Linked DNA regions of Homo sapiens: region 1 is linked to region 2. A link is a contact called in ENCODE Hi-C or POLR2A ChIA-PET data. All regions are on one chromosome and are shown on one strand. The core of a region is the stretch at or near the end of the contact, and the rest is flanking DNA. Distances in the headings are between cores, read along the strand shown.

Region 1 (7,119 bases), core at 2,320-4,819, 210 kb before region 2:
CGGTTTCAATGTTTCCCATTGTTCACTGAGAGAGGGTCACACAGGGTGCAAGGCAACAGAGGACACCATTGCTTACGTAGTACCTCGTGAGCTGCACTGCGAGAGGCCTTTCAAAGGAAGGTTTTATTTAGGAAGCAAGGAATGATTAAAAACTGATGGCTCTAATCAAATGAGATTTAAAATTTTCCATTAAACCTTCATAGTTAGGCTGCATGCAGTGGCTCATGCTTGTAACTCCAGCACTTTGGGAGGCTGAGATGGGAGGATCACTTGAGGCCAGGAGGTTGAGGCTGCAGTGAGCTGTGACTGGGGCACTGCACTTCAGTCTGAGTGACAGAGGGAGACTGTATCTCAAAAAATAAAAAAAATTAAAAATTAAAAGAAATAAACCTTTAACATTGGGTGTAATTTTACTTTCCATCTACTCCTTCTTCCTCACCTGCAACGTTCAAGAGCAGGAGGGAAGATGTGAACACACATTTGTGTGTGTGTGTAAACATGCTCATGTGTTTCTAAATTATCAAGTCAGGATAAGAACTTCTACTGTGAAATACAGATATACAACAATATGTCCCAAGCTATGTTTAATGCACTTTTATTATCCTGCTAGTTCTTCTAAATATGATCATTATACAATAGTTCTTTTTTTTTTTTTTTTTGAGATGGAGTCTTGCTCTGTCACCTAGGCTGGAGTGCAGTAGCGCAATCTCGGCTCACTGCAACCTCCGCCCCCCAGATTCAAGCAATTATCCTGACTCAGCCTCCCGAGTAGCTGGGACTACAGGCGCGTGCCACCACACCCAGCTAATTTTTGTATTTTTAGTAGAGACGGGGGTCTTGCCTCGTGGGCCAGTTTGGTCTCGAACTCCTGACCTCAGGTGATCCACCCACCTTGGCCTCCCAAAGTGCTAGGATTACAGGTGTGAGCCACTGTGCCCGGCCCATTATACAATAGTTCTACAAAGAAAATTTAAGAGCAAGCTCTGGCTTAGTCTTTGAAAAACAAGTTTGGAATTTCCTATACGAGTGGATAAAATGTCAGCTCTTGGTATTGTCCTTAAGACACAGTACATGGTATTTACTCTCTTTTTATAGGGTAAAGATAGATAAATCCCCAAAGGCCTTGGCATTTAGGAAACAATCATGCTTTATCTATTAACTTACTCTTTAAGCTCTGTCATTTTTTGCGTCTGAGTGAGACACTCTATTTACTGAGCCACAGACCACCTGCTAGATAAGCAGAGACTCTTCCAGGGCACACAGCCTGGAGAAAAAACGCCTGAATGCACAACTAGAAGTATTAGCAAGTCTGGTTTAACTGTCCCCAAATGTCTAACTAAGAATATTAGTGGGCCAGGCGCAGTGGCTCACGCCTGTAATCCCAGCACTTTGGGAGGCCGAGGCGGGCGGATCATGAGGTCAGGAGATCGAGACCATCCTGGCTAACACAGTGAAACCCCATCTCTACTGAAAATACAAAAAAATTAGCTGGACATGGTGGCAGCCACCTGCTCTAGTCCCAGCTACTCGGGAGGCTGAGGCAGGAGAATGGCATGAACCCGGGAGGCGGAGCTTGCAGTGAGCCGAGCCCGCGCCACTGCACTCCAGCCTGGGCGATAGAGCGAGACTCTGCCTCAAAAAAAAAAAAAGAATATTAGTGAATGATTAGTATATGGGAAACACCTCCGGACCACCCTACATTATTATTAGTCTTCACTTTGTGGTGGGTAAAGATAAAATAAAAGTAGCTACCGTTTATTGAATGTTTACCATGTGTGGATGAAAACCATGTTAATCATTGTCTTCTTTAATCCTCACAGCAACCTAATGAAGTAGGTACTATAATTTTGCAGATAGCCACATTGAGGGTGAGTGAGGTTAAACAACTTGCTCATATGACTCAAAAGTTTGGAAGCCATTTTCAAATCAGATGTGGACAAAGTGTGCCTTTTTAACCATTGTATTATTCAGTCTTCCTATGAAGACACGCCTCTATTTGGGGCATTTACTTCCTATATAACTTGATGAAAAAAAACCCAGCATTTTCATTGCTTGCCTATAAAAACTCTAAAGGTGTTTCTGTGGGAGGGTGTGTTATTCCACTCAGCTATTGATAAATATAGTCCTGTCTTAATGTTTAATGTGGATCTTTTTTCTGTTTCATGCTTTTCTGAATTTTTGAGTGACCATGTCACTCAGAAAAGCTTTGAATCAGCAACATTTCCAGTGGACTGTAGGGAAAGCCTGTTGTTTTGGTGGAAAGTAGAGAGTCACAGATCCCCAACCTTCATCTGAGCCGTGGTTCTGCATCAGTACAGACAGGAAACCAACTATTAGGAGCCACTACATGAAATAGTATTTCCTCAGGTGAGCAAAAAATTCTTTTGCTTTTGTAGATTGGCCCTGTCTATACGTGGTAGCCACTAGTCACATGTGGCTTTTGACGTTTGCATTTTAATTAATTAAAGTGAAACACAATTTAAAGTTCAGTCACCCCTGCCACACTATAAGTGCCCAGTATTCAATACAACTGCCCAGTGGCTGCCATGCTGGGCGGCGCAAACGTAGAGCACTTCTGTCCTGGCTGAAAATTCTACTAGACAGAGCCATCCAGGAATTTGGACTAGCAAGCACCAAGTTCACAGTTAGAGAACACAGTTGCAGGCCAGGCGCGGTGGCTCACGCCTGTAATCCCAGCACTTTGGGAGGCCAAGGCGGATGGATCACGAAATCAGGAGTTTGAGACCAGCCTGGCCAGCACGGTGAAACCCCATCTCTACTAAAAATACAAAAAATTAGCCAGGCATGGTGGTGCTCACCTGTAATCCCAGCTACTCGGGAGGCTGAGGCAGAAGAATCACTTGAACCCAGGAGGCGGAGGTTGCAGTGAGCTGAGATTGCGTCACTGCACTCCAGCCTGGGCAATAGAGCAAGACTCTGTCTCAAAAAAAAAAAAAAAAAAAAAAAAAAGGAAAGAAAAAGAAAAAAGAGAAGACAGCTGCTTTACAAAGCAAGAGGGCTTCAAGAATCTGGAAACCAAAGGAGCAATGTCCTTTGAGTTTCTACAAATTTGGGCCACACTGATTGGGCCTTTCCACAGCCAATTCCATTTGCCTTCATTATGGAAAGTAAACAGTTTAACTTCCTACTGACATGCTCTGCAGTGCAGACAGTAAACAGTAGCTCACCGCTGCTTCTGCCAGCTGCTCTCGGGTGTTCTACTTGGGTGGGGAACAGCAGCACTGGCACTGGCACTGGCCCCGGTGGCCCCACAGAGCATGGCTCCATCAGGCTGGGTGCTACAGAGGGATGCCAAGAACATTTGGGCATTGAATGCCTCTCTCTCTCTCTCTCTCTGAAATGAAAACCCTCATCAATTCAACAATAGTTTCTCTAATAGAACATATAGTGATTTGTTTCATCTCAACTGTTCCCATACAATAATAGAAAGGAGGGAGTCTGTGCCTGAGAGTGCCTGCAAACCCCAGGGCACACCAGCCCCGTGGAGCCATAACAGTTGCTCACAGAGACAGCCCCTCACAGCAGCCCCCGGCACAGTGACTCGTGTAATGAAAGCTGGAAAATTGCCCAGGAAAACCTGAAGATGCATTCCTGAAGCTCCCACACTCCAACGCACGCACACACAGACTTCTCTCCTGGCTTTAGGAACATGAATTTACCTTGAATCTTTAAACTTAATTGAAAATCTTGCAAAATAACGAGCTTTCCTTTGAATCTTCATGGCACTTTGTAATAAAATGTCTAAAAGGGGGCCATTCCATGAAATCATTTAATTGGCATTAATAGTACACTATTACTTCATATAAAATCATAATCATATAAATGTACTTATATAACTCCATGTAAATTAATTTATATAAATGCAAATCAGATATGGTCTTTTTTCAGAGTATAGAATTGAATAGAAAGTTAAGATGTATAAAATAACTGTAGCACAGAGTGATAGTCATTAATCACCATAACAGGAGGATGAGGGTTCAGTTTTTAAATTTATTCTCTAAACTGTATTTAATAAATTTTATTAACTTATTTAGGAGGGTCAGTTTTTTTAATTGCTTCATTTTGTGAGTTGTATAAACAACTGATTACATTTTATAGTTCAAATGCAGATTACAGCTTTTCTCTGGGTCTGGTGTTTATGCTAAAGAAAACATATCCTAGAAGAAACACAGAAGAGTGACCAGGTTTGGACATGAAGAAAGCCTTGGCTTGTGAAACGTGGCAAGAGGTTTCAAGTCATCAAGCCTGGTCTCTCCCACTTTACTGGAGTCAGGGCCCAAGTACCCTCTGTCTGCTCCCATGTGCATGGGACCCGGAGCCCCAAAGATGCTGGAGAGGCCCTGACTCAAATCCCAAATGTTGCACAGGCAGGCCATGTGGAGGTCTGTCAGCAGAGTAGGACAGGACTGACAGCATCTTTTGGTCCTTGCATTCTTGGGATGGATGCATTTCTCCTCTCTAGCTTAGTGATGAATGAACTTCAGAGGCAGTGGGGCGGAGACAGAGACTCAGCTGTCAGACCCAACCTGTGGTGGATGGTGGGTGAGTGGACGGGCTGGACAGAGGGTATTAGGGGGAAGGCACTGAATTCCCACTGTGACCCCTCGCCCTGGATCAGATCTTTTAAAGACTATCCATCCAATATTCATTCCATCCTAAAGCCAGACTGAAAAAATAAGGCTGGTGCCTTATTTTTAGGCAGCTAAAGATATCAACTCTTCTGAATGACTGCACTAAGAATCACAATGAGGGCTTCCTTCCCAACTCACCCACGGGAACTTCCTGAGCTTGGCAAACTCCCCTTGCACCTGGAACAGCAGCTTCCAGAAGAGAGCCAGAAAAAGGTGGTTCTATTTACCTGTAAACCTTGGGCAGCAATGGCATGCTCTTATATCAGAATTGGCTCCCATCTCTGTGCTGGAGATGGCAGGCTTCCCATTAGCCACCATGCCCTTCTTCCTTAGTGACAGAACCCTGATTTTAGCCTGGACAATTGCCACCTTGAATAAAAAATGAGTTTTCCTAGCCTTCCTTGCCACTGGGTGTAGTGGCTAAATTCTGGCCAAAAGGATGAAAGGAACGTGTTGAGTGGGGCTTCCTGGAAGGCCCCTCAAAGAGGGCTGATTCAGCTGGGAGGTTATAGCCTTTTGTCTCTTTCCTTCTTCCTTTGTACTGCTGCTTGAAACATGGATGTGATGGCTGGTGCACAGCAACCATCTTAAATCATGAGGGGACCTTGAGAAGAGAGGCCACGTGCTGGGATGGTCCAGCAGAAAACAGGTGGCTGCCTACAGAGCTACAAGAGGATGACAAAGTACCTTCCCCCAAACTTCCTTTAAGTGAGAAAAAAGTGTTATTTGGGGATTTTCTGTTACATGCAGCTGAAATGAATGCATTCAGGCTCTGAGGCCAACTCATCAGACCTCTGTTAAATTTGTATATTCCATTTCCTGAACGTATCCCTCATCTCCCTTCACTCCCAGAACTCCACTGGTCTCCTTCTCCACTCCTTCGTTTTCTCCCAGTCCCATGGCCCCACTAACCTCCTTTTCTTCCCACATCCCAGCTCCTGCAGGCTGCGTTTTTCGTTTGTTTGTTTTTTGAGTCTCGCTCTGTCGCCCAGGCCAAGTGCAGTGGCTCACTGTGGTGGCTGCGTTTTGACAGATCTCTCTGACCAGCACTGGCCCCTCCTCCACCCCACTGTTCTCCTTGTTGCCCCTCCCCTTACAAACTTTTGCCCAGGGTCGATTTAGCCATCTCTCATTTCTCATTCCACCCACAGGCTGCTGAGGACCACAGGAGAAAACTTCCAGAAGACCTTCAGGTCTCCATATTCGTGCTCTTCCCGTGCGCCCCGTTGGCTCCCCGCTCCAGCCTTTCCCGGGACCTCCCGCATCCAGCGGTTGTTGGGCTGCCTCCCACCCAGCCGGGCCTGCTGAAGGAGGGGCCTCTCCTCAGCCACTCTGCCAGCTTTTCCCTCCAGCTGTCTTCTCCTCTGTTGGAACCCCCCTTAACCCCATATCCATCTCCTGTGGTCACCCCGCCTCTTTTCTCTCAGGGTCTTGCTTCTGGAAAGCCTTTGCATTCATTTTCTTCTTGCTTCTCACTTAACTCTTTGACGCATTGCAATCTGACATCCACCCCATAGCTCTAGGGAGCCGCTCCGCCTGAATGCTAAAGGCAGTGGATACTCTTGCCGCCCTCAATTTTTCACCGATCTCTGGCATTTGACTTGGTTGGTCATTTCCTTTGCAGAGAGCATTCCTCTCGGCTTGGATGATAGCACTGTCCCAGCACCAGTCCCTCCTCCTAGAGTACCTTCGCCCCTTTCTCCAGGCTGACTCCTCCTTTGCAAGCCCTATCCTGCAACCCTGATTGTCGCTGAGCTAGGGTCGCCCTATGATGGACCTGTGGGTGTGGAGGTCCTGTGGGTGTGGAGCCCACACACACACAGCTCCCAAGCTCTGACTCCAGCAGTCTCCTCACCCCAGCCAGTCTTCTCTCTGTTATTCCCAATCTGCACAGCCCTACCCAGCCCACAGATGTTCATGGCCCACTGCCACCCCTCCACCCTAACCTGTGCCATGGTTTTTTCCCCTTATTGTTTAAGGGAAGAACAGATTTGTAAGTATCCCAAAAAGGCTTATTTCCTAAAGGACAAAGGTTTATTTTTTTGTTTCACAGAGGTGGAATTTTCAAAAGATAACGTTTACAATAGTTTACAAAATATCAAATAGTCAATTCTCAGTAGTTGTAATAGTTATTTCTATAAAATTGCCACACACTCTGAAAGAGCTAATACTGAACCACTGCTTCTAGGAGAAATACAAGTTTAGATTGCTGCAAGCCTGTGGTCACAACATTTTCATCAATAGATAGATATATAAACTTGTGTTATGTGTGTTTCTGTTTGAAGACACCCAATCTAATATCTATTGTTGATTCATTAAGATTGTATTCACGGCCATTGGCACTGTAGCTTGTGCCTGAAGGAAGTTTCTCTAACACGCGTGTTTGCTCTGTAAGGCACATCTCAGCCCTCTTGATGCCCAATATAACCCAATACCATCCCAATCGATTTTTTTAAATGGAAATTGA
Region 2 (6,949 bases), core at 2,176-4,675:
TTTGATTGAAATAGGAATTTAAGAAATATTTCGCTTTCCTCTCCACTTACAGCGTAAACAGTAATGTACAGCCACGAACAGGAGCCGGCAGGAGTGGCGGGGAGACCCGCAGTCCCACTGTGCGGCACCCACATGCTGCTCACTGTGGCCGGAGCGTCGGACTTTAAGGAGCTGTGAGACAGCTATATTTTATGTGGAAATTTCCAGACTTTTAAACATCAGTGAGTCATTCAAACAAACAAATGAACAATTATTTTTAAAGCTGCACATGGCCAGACTCGGCCCCTGGTACCAGCCTGAGACCTCTGAACTGGCCTTCAGCTAGAAGAGCCAGAGGCAGCCTTGTGATCTCAGCGGACCTGGCCAGAGTGGGTGGGCGGGCGCCAAGGATGGCGCTCCAAAGTAGAGGGCACACTTGGATGCCAAGGTGTCTGTCTGGGGCTTCACGGAGCCCACCGTCCTGGCCATCACAGATAACATGGTGTGCTTCACGAAAGTACAAACAACGTAGAAGGAGCCCGTTGGTGAAAGTGGGGCTAGGTACTTGCAACACAGGTGTAAAAGCTGACGTTACATCCCACCCAGAGCAAAACAAAACAGGAAAAGCAAAAACAGTTCACTTAAGACTCAAGATAACTCATTTTCCATTTCTCTTTTCATCATGATTTATACAATAAAACAATGGCTCTCACGGATTCTAACGTCTCAGGAAAGTACCAAAAACACAGCAAGTGAATCGGGTATAAGTAACAGGGTAATTTAGTTAACATAGCAAGTGAATCGGGTATAAGTAACAGGGTAATTTCATTGAGGGTCACCCACATGGCTATTAATGACAGGCATCGGCTTCCATTTCTTCTTCTCTGAAGAAGGGGATTCCCTACCTCTGGGCTGGGAAGGGGACAGACACTGAATAAAAACATCTGGGCACAATGAGAAAGGCATGGGCACGTCCTGAATTCCACAGAGAGCAGCAGCTAGAGCTCAACTATGGCTCCTGGAAACTGTTCCACTTAAAAGCATACAAGAGTCAGAATCTTAAGATGCTGACAATATATTTTTCATAATTTCCTCCACTTTCAGCCATCATAGTGGCCTTTAAAGGGCTCACTAGGTATCTCGGAGGAAACCTCCGGTCCGGGACCAGCGCCGGCAGCAGGCAGCTCTCACGCCCACCTGCCCTGTCCCGTCCCCAGCCGTTGCTGCATAGGGATGGGATGTAGGCTTCCTCTAATATCTGAGCTGGGAGGAGAGAGCCATATTCCACAAGCAACAAACCGGTAAAGCAACACACACTTGAAAAATTTTGTGTCGCCCTCAGAAGGCTTACCAAGAGCCAGTCAGCCCCTATTTGACAAGATGCATAATTACTGCATGGAGTTCCTGTTCATGTAAGTGATTGTAATTAGTAATATTTTTCCACAGCCAAACCAAGTATTTCAAGGGACAGCTTGAGGAAAAGATGAGAGGATACCTTGGGAAGAAATAAAATGCTCCTGGCCCCTCAGAGGCAGCGGCGACTCCCAAGCTGCTCACACTCAGAGTGCTCCTGGCTCAGCTGTGTCCAGGGGGACACACACAACCTTCCTCTCCCCTCCCAGGGCCCTCAGCCAATGACCAGCCCAGAAAGGTTTGCTGGAGAAACCGTCACCTGCCTGGACTTGCCCCAGCCTCCTTTACTTTCAGTAAAGGGAAGGAGACCATTTGGCCTTAACAATCTTGACCTCCTCAACTCTGGATCTTGTGATTCAGCTCCCAAAGTCTCAGGGACAAGGCTCCCCTGCCTCAGGGTCAAGCAAGCTCCGAACTCTTGGTCCATCCACTCTAGCTTCTAACAGCCCAGCATCTGGACCCGTGCGCAGCCTCCTTCACCCTCCAACACCCGGAACACAGGGCAGCAAAGTCCTCTCGCGATGTCCATTGCCCAGAGTGGCGAGTCAGAAGTCAGCCTCACAGACAGGATGGCCATCACCAGGCTACAGGGACAGGGAAGGAGCAGACAACTGGACAGGGAGGAGGGAGCCATCCGCCACCTCAGGAGCACCGGGAAGAGGGCCTCCCCGCATTCCCAGACCCCATCACACCCCGTGTCTCTCCCTCCCTGGCAGGGGTGGCAGGCATGCAGGTTCCAGCTGGAGTCCAAGCGACCTGGCCCAAAGGCTGATTCCACCTTTGGGCTCTGGGGTGAGATCTTTATCCTGTCATTTCTAAACAGATAATCCATTCAGTCATCAACAAATGTTTATTAAGTTCCTGCCTCATGCCAGGCACTGTTTTAGGTACTGGAAAAACAGCAGTAGATAAAGCAATCAAAAATATTCCTGAGGTGTGCAGGCAAAAATGATTGGGGGTGGAGAGTGGGTATGGCATGGAATAAATACTAGCACCCACTTTACGGGGGTGTCGTGAGGACTGAAGTGGGTCATTTTGTGTTAAGAGTGTGGCACAGGACCTGGTCCATGGTAAGGGATGGATGCACAGTAGTTCCCATTAGCTGCGGGTCATAGGCCAAGACTAAAGAAGAGCCATATCAGCCTCAGGAGGCCTTGGGAACAGAGGGGAATCACCTGATGCTGTGCAACTGGCTCTGGCCAGGCTCAGAGAAACCAGGGACCCTTTCAGCGGAAGATTCCCACCCACCACCTACCAACTAGGATGGCAAGATAGCAAGTGCCTTCAAACGCGAGCAAAGCAAGAAGCAAAAGGCCGCAGGACGAGTCCCGGTGACATATCCACAAATCACAGGCAGAGAGCCTGTTAAAGGAAGGCTGTGTAAGTGTACTCAGTCAGTGGAAAGTGGACTTGCTCCAGGAAGGCCACAGCCTCATCCTGGCCTGTGTCACCTGCCCCACGCACACGGCAGTTCCGGGGCAGGTCCTGCGCACGCGGCAGGAAGGAAGGAAACCACAGTAGGTCTCTCAGAGGAAACCACAGTAGCAGCCTCCTCTGCCAAAACAACAGAAATAGCTACTCCAGTGTCCCAGGTGTCTTCCCACACACAAATGTGCAATGCGATACTTGCTGAACGCCAGGGCCTCTGAAAGGCAGGAAGGTAATTAGCTGGGAGTGGTGGCATGTGCCTATAATCCCAGCTACCAGGAGGCTGAGGCAAGAGAATCACTGGAACCCGGGAGGCAGAGGCTGCAGTGAGCCAAGATCGCGCCACTGCACTACAGCCTGGGTGACAGAGCAAAACTCCATCTCAAAAAAAAAAAAAAAAAGGAAAAACGAAAGGCAGGAAGGTCTCTGCTGGGCAGCAGGGACTGATACAGGTCAACCAGACCCATAAGAGGTGAAAGGCCGCCCCTTGAAAGAAACCTTTTGATTTCCCCCAGTGGTTCAAACAGACTTACTGGGCAACAAGTCTTTGAATATTGACTTTCAAATGAAAATAAACACAGCAAGGCAGCTCTGCGTCAGCAGATATGCTCCCAGCGTGCTGATACCGCTAGGTGAGCAGCAGGGAGCCCAAGCCGGAAGAAAAACATGCAGCAGGGCCAGCACCGAGTTCTGCAGGTGTCCCTTACTTTTCATTAACATGAAGCTCCCAGATTCCCGCTTATGCCTCATACCTCTTAAAAACGCAGGCTCAGCAGGGCGAGGTAGCTTATGCCTGCAATTCCAGCACTTTGGGAGGCCAAGCTGGAGGATTGTTTAGGCCCAGGAGTTCAAGACCAGCTTGGACAACACAGTGAGACCTCGACTCTACTAAAAAATTACCTGGGTGTAGGCCGGGTGCGGTGGCTCACGCCTGTAATCCCAGCACTTTGGGAGGCCGAGGCGAGTGGATCACGAGGTCAGGAGATCGAGACCATCCTGGCTAACATGGTGAAAGCCCGTCTCTACGAAAAATACAAAAAATTAGCCGGGCGTGGTGGCGGGCGCCTGTAGTCCCAGCTACTCGGGAGGCTGAGGCAGGAGAATGGCATGAACCCGGGAGGCAGAGCTTGCAGTGAGCCAAGATCGTGCCACCGCGCTCCAGCCTGGGCGACAGAGCGGGACTCCGTCTCAAAAACAGCAACAAATAATTACCTGGGTGTGGTGACACATGCCTGTAGTCCTAGCTACTCGGGAGACTGAGGTGGGAGGATCGCTTGAGCCCAGGAGTTCAAGACGTCAGTGAGCTATGATCACACAGCTACATTCCAACCTGGGCAGCAGAGCAAGACCTTGACTCTAAAAATCTTAAGTAATTAATTTATATATATATATAATATTTGTATAAACTAGGCACTGTTTTAGGTGTTGGAGAAATAGCAGTAGGTAAAACAATCAAAAATATTCCTGAGGTGTGCAGGCAACAATGATTGGGGTTGGAGAGCGGGCATGGCATGGAATAAATACTAGCACCCACTTTACATGGGCGTCCTGAGGACTGAAGTGGGTCATTTTGCATAAAATGGGCGGCACAGGACCTGGCCCATAGTAAGAGATTGACACACAGTAGGTATATATACAGGCAGGCTCCATGGTGTATTTAATATTACATATTATCATTTAATAATGTTTAAAATTAAATATATAAAAATATTTTTAAAAATATATTAAAAATATATATAATAAATTTTAAAAAATTATTTTTATATTATATATTATTTTGTATACTAGATAATATATAATTGTATAATAGATAATATATAATATTCCATTATGTATTCTATTATATATTATACTAAAATATAATATACTATAGTATATAGATAGTATAATATATATTATATGATAATATATAATACTATACTATAAATACTACCATATGTATTATAGTATATATTACAGTATATTATATATTATCATTTTATAATATATATATTACGTAGTTATATATATATATATGTATATAAAAATATATATGGGCAGGCTCCATGGTGTATTCTGTGTAGCACACAGTATCCAACAGTCTTCATAAATAACCATCTCCCATTGCTAACAGCAGAAAGTAAAATACTCTAGAAAAAATGACTAGAAGCAAATATTATAGTTGCTAAAGTGTTTACTAGTTTCCAAGCATTAAATATGTATGCCATGACCACTTTTGAATGGGCTTATCATGTTTTTAACCTAGTGATAAGATCAAAAAGTATTTTCTTAGCTTATATTTATATTTTCTACTTAACAGACTTTATAAAATTGTTTCTATTAGATATGTGCTTATTTTGACTTTGGGCATTAATTTAACAACCTACAACTTTTAAAGCAGAAGGGACAATTTGGTTTCCATCTAGACTGACTATATCATCAACATGAAGTCAACTTTCTCACTTGCACTATAATATACCACATCATCCTTCCAAAAGAGCTCTGTACAGTCTTTCTTTTATTTGGGTTTGTTTGTTTGTTTTTGAAACAGGGTCTTACTCTATCACCCAGGCTGGAGTACAGTGGCAGAATCTCAGCTTACTGCAACCTCCACCTCCTGGGCTCAAGTGATCCTCCCACCTCAGCCTCCCAAGCAGCTGGGATCACAGGCATGCACCACCATGCCATACTAATTTTTTGTATTTTTGGTAGAGACGGTGTTTCACCATGTTGCTCAGGCTGGTCTCGAACTCCTGAGCTCAAGCAATCTACCCGCTGTGGCCTCCCCATGTTCTGGGATCACAGGCATGAGCCACCACATCCAGCCCTCTTCTCGCTCTGTTGCCAGGCTGGAGTGCAGTGGCGCGATCTTGGCTTGCTGCAACCTCCGCCTCCCAGGTTCAAGTGATTCCCCTGCCTCAGCCTCCCAGGTAGCTGGGACTACAGGCATGCGCCACACCAAGCCCAGCTAATTTTTTTTTTTTTTTGTATTTTAGTAGAGACGGGGTTTCACCATGTTGGCCAGGATGGTCTCAATCTCCTGACCTGATGATCCCCCGACCTCGGCCTCCCCAAGTCTGTAAGGCCTCCCTTTACACCTGTAAAGGATTACAGGTGTGAGCCACCGCGCCTGGCCATCTTTCTTTTAAATAGGGATTTGAGATTCCGTTTAAGTTTAGAGGAAATTTAGGGTTAAAACTATTTTAGGAACCAAATTAAGAATGTGGATGTTGGGATGATGCCACATTGGTTGTTGCAAACTGGGACAATGTTTTCAAGTAACACTTTAATAATCACTTTAAAGATCAGCAGACCCAACACTGGCAAGCTTGAAATCCAACTGTGCTAACACATGACTCCTGAAGGTGTACTGGCAATTTTTACAATGCCACTCAGCAAAATGTTATCAAGAGCTGGAAAGGGGCTTACATCTAGTAATTCCCTATGAATGAACTTGCCCTGAAGAAAGTCACAAAAAGCATGGAAGAATGAGATAGAGGGATGATCAACCAAGTTTAACTTACAATCGCACAGTACTGGAAGTAGCCATAAGATCATTATTTTCTAGGTGATATTTGACTTAGTTGATACATCCACTTGACAGACTCTTACACAGCCACTAGAAAGTGTTAAATGTTGATTAATATAAGTAGAATATGACACTGTATCTATAAAGACACACTATCATTACAATTATAAATATTATATGTGGAAAAAAGGCTGGAGGTAAATATATTAAAATGTCACAAATGGGTATTAGAGGAATTGAATTAGGCATGTCTTCCTCTTTGTAGCATGCAAACTTTGTTAATATTTATAGATAATATTTTTTAAAGGGAGGGTTTCTGTCCTAAAGAACCCTGGAAGGAAAACTGGCTGGCCCAGCCCTGGGGACAGAGCATTGAGTATGTCAGTGTTGAGACAGGGATGCTGGGGCTGCCCCTGCGCTCTCCCACGGCACACAGTTCATCAAGAAGTCATGGACCAAGCTGTTACCAAGAACTACATTTTCCTACACTGCTGCAAGAACACACCAGGTGACCTCCCCATCCACTCCCTAACACCTAAGTCAAAATCGCAACACAGCTAGATCCCAGCCTTCCAGACTTAAAGACATTATGAAGAAGAAACATTTACTTCTTTGAAAAAA

What was found. Hi-C counts contacts between places; a loop is a spot of excess contacts on that map. ChIA-PET counts read pairs that join two places held with the same protein, here RNA polymerase II (POLR2A). Pooled maps may share reads with other maps.
Region 1: a map with no recorded cell type shows a loop between it and region 2 (2.1-fold over the local background). The contact joins two enhancer-like sites. A Hi-C loop is called at or near these places in 6 of 37 single-sample maps with no recorded cell type and 4 of 50 pooled maps. POLR2A ChIA-PET finds 5 or more read pairs at or near these places in 1 of 52 experiments (activated CD4-positive, alpha-beta T cell).

The regions. Positions count from the first base shown.
Region 1 is chr13:20,267,107-20,274,225 of GRCh38, forward strand. No RefSeq gene overlaps it. Among named protein-coding and RNA genes, the nearest start is that of GJB6, 38 kb to the left of the region's middle. RefSeq lists an enhancer at 6,272-6,441. Within about 2 kb of position 3,570, at least 2 of the 41 ENCODE cell types and tissues checked have a DNase peak (open chromatin) inside an H3K27ac peak, as active enhancers do.
Region 2 is chr13:20,473,151-20,480,099 of GRCh38, forward strand. The region is part of intron 3 of CRYL1 (crystallin lambda 1); the gene reads right to left. Among named protein-coding and RNA genes, the nearest start is that of MIR4499, 43 kb to the left of the region's middle. RefSeq lists enhancers at 2,956-3,155, 3,226-3,275. Within about 2 kb of position 3,426, at least 9 of the 41 ENCODE cell types and tissues checked have a DNase peak (open chromatin) inside an H3K27ac peak, as active enhancers do.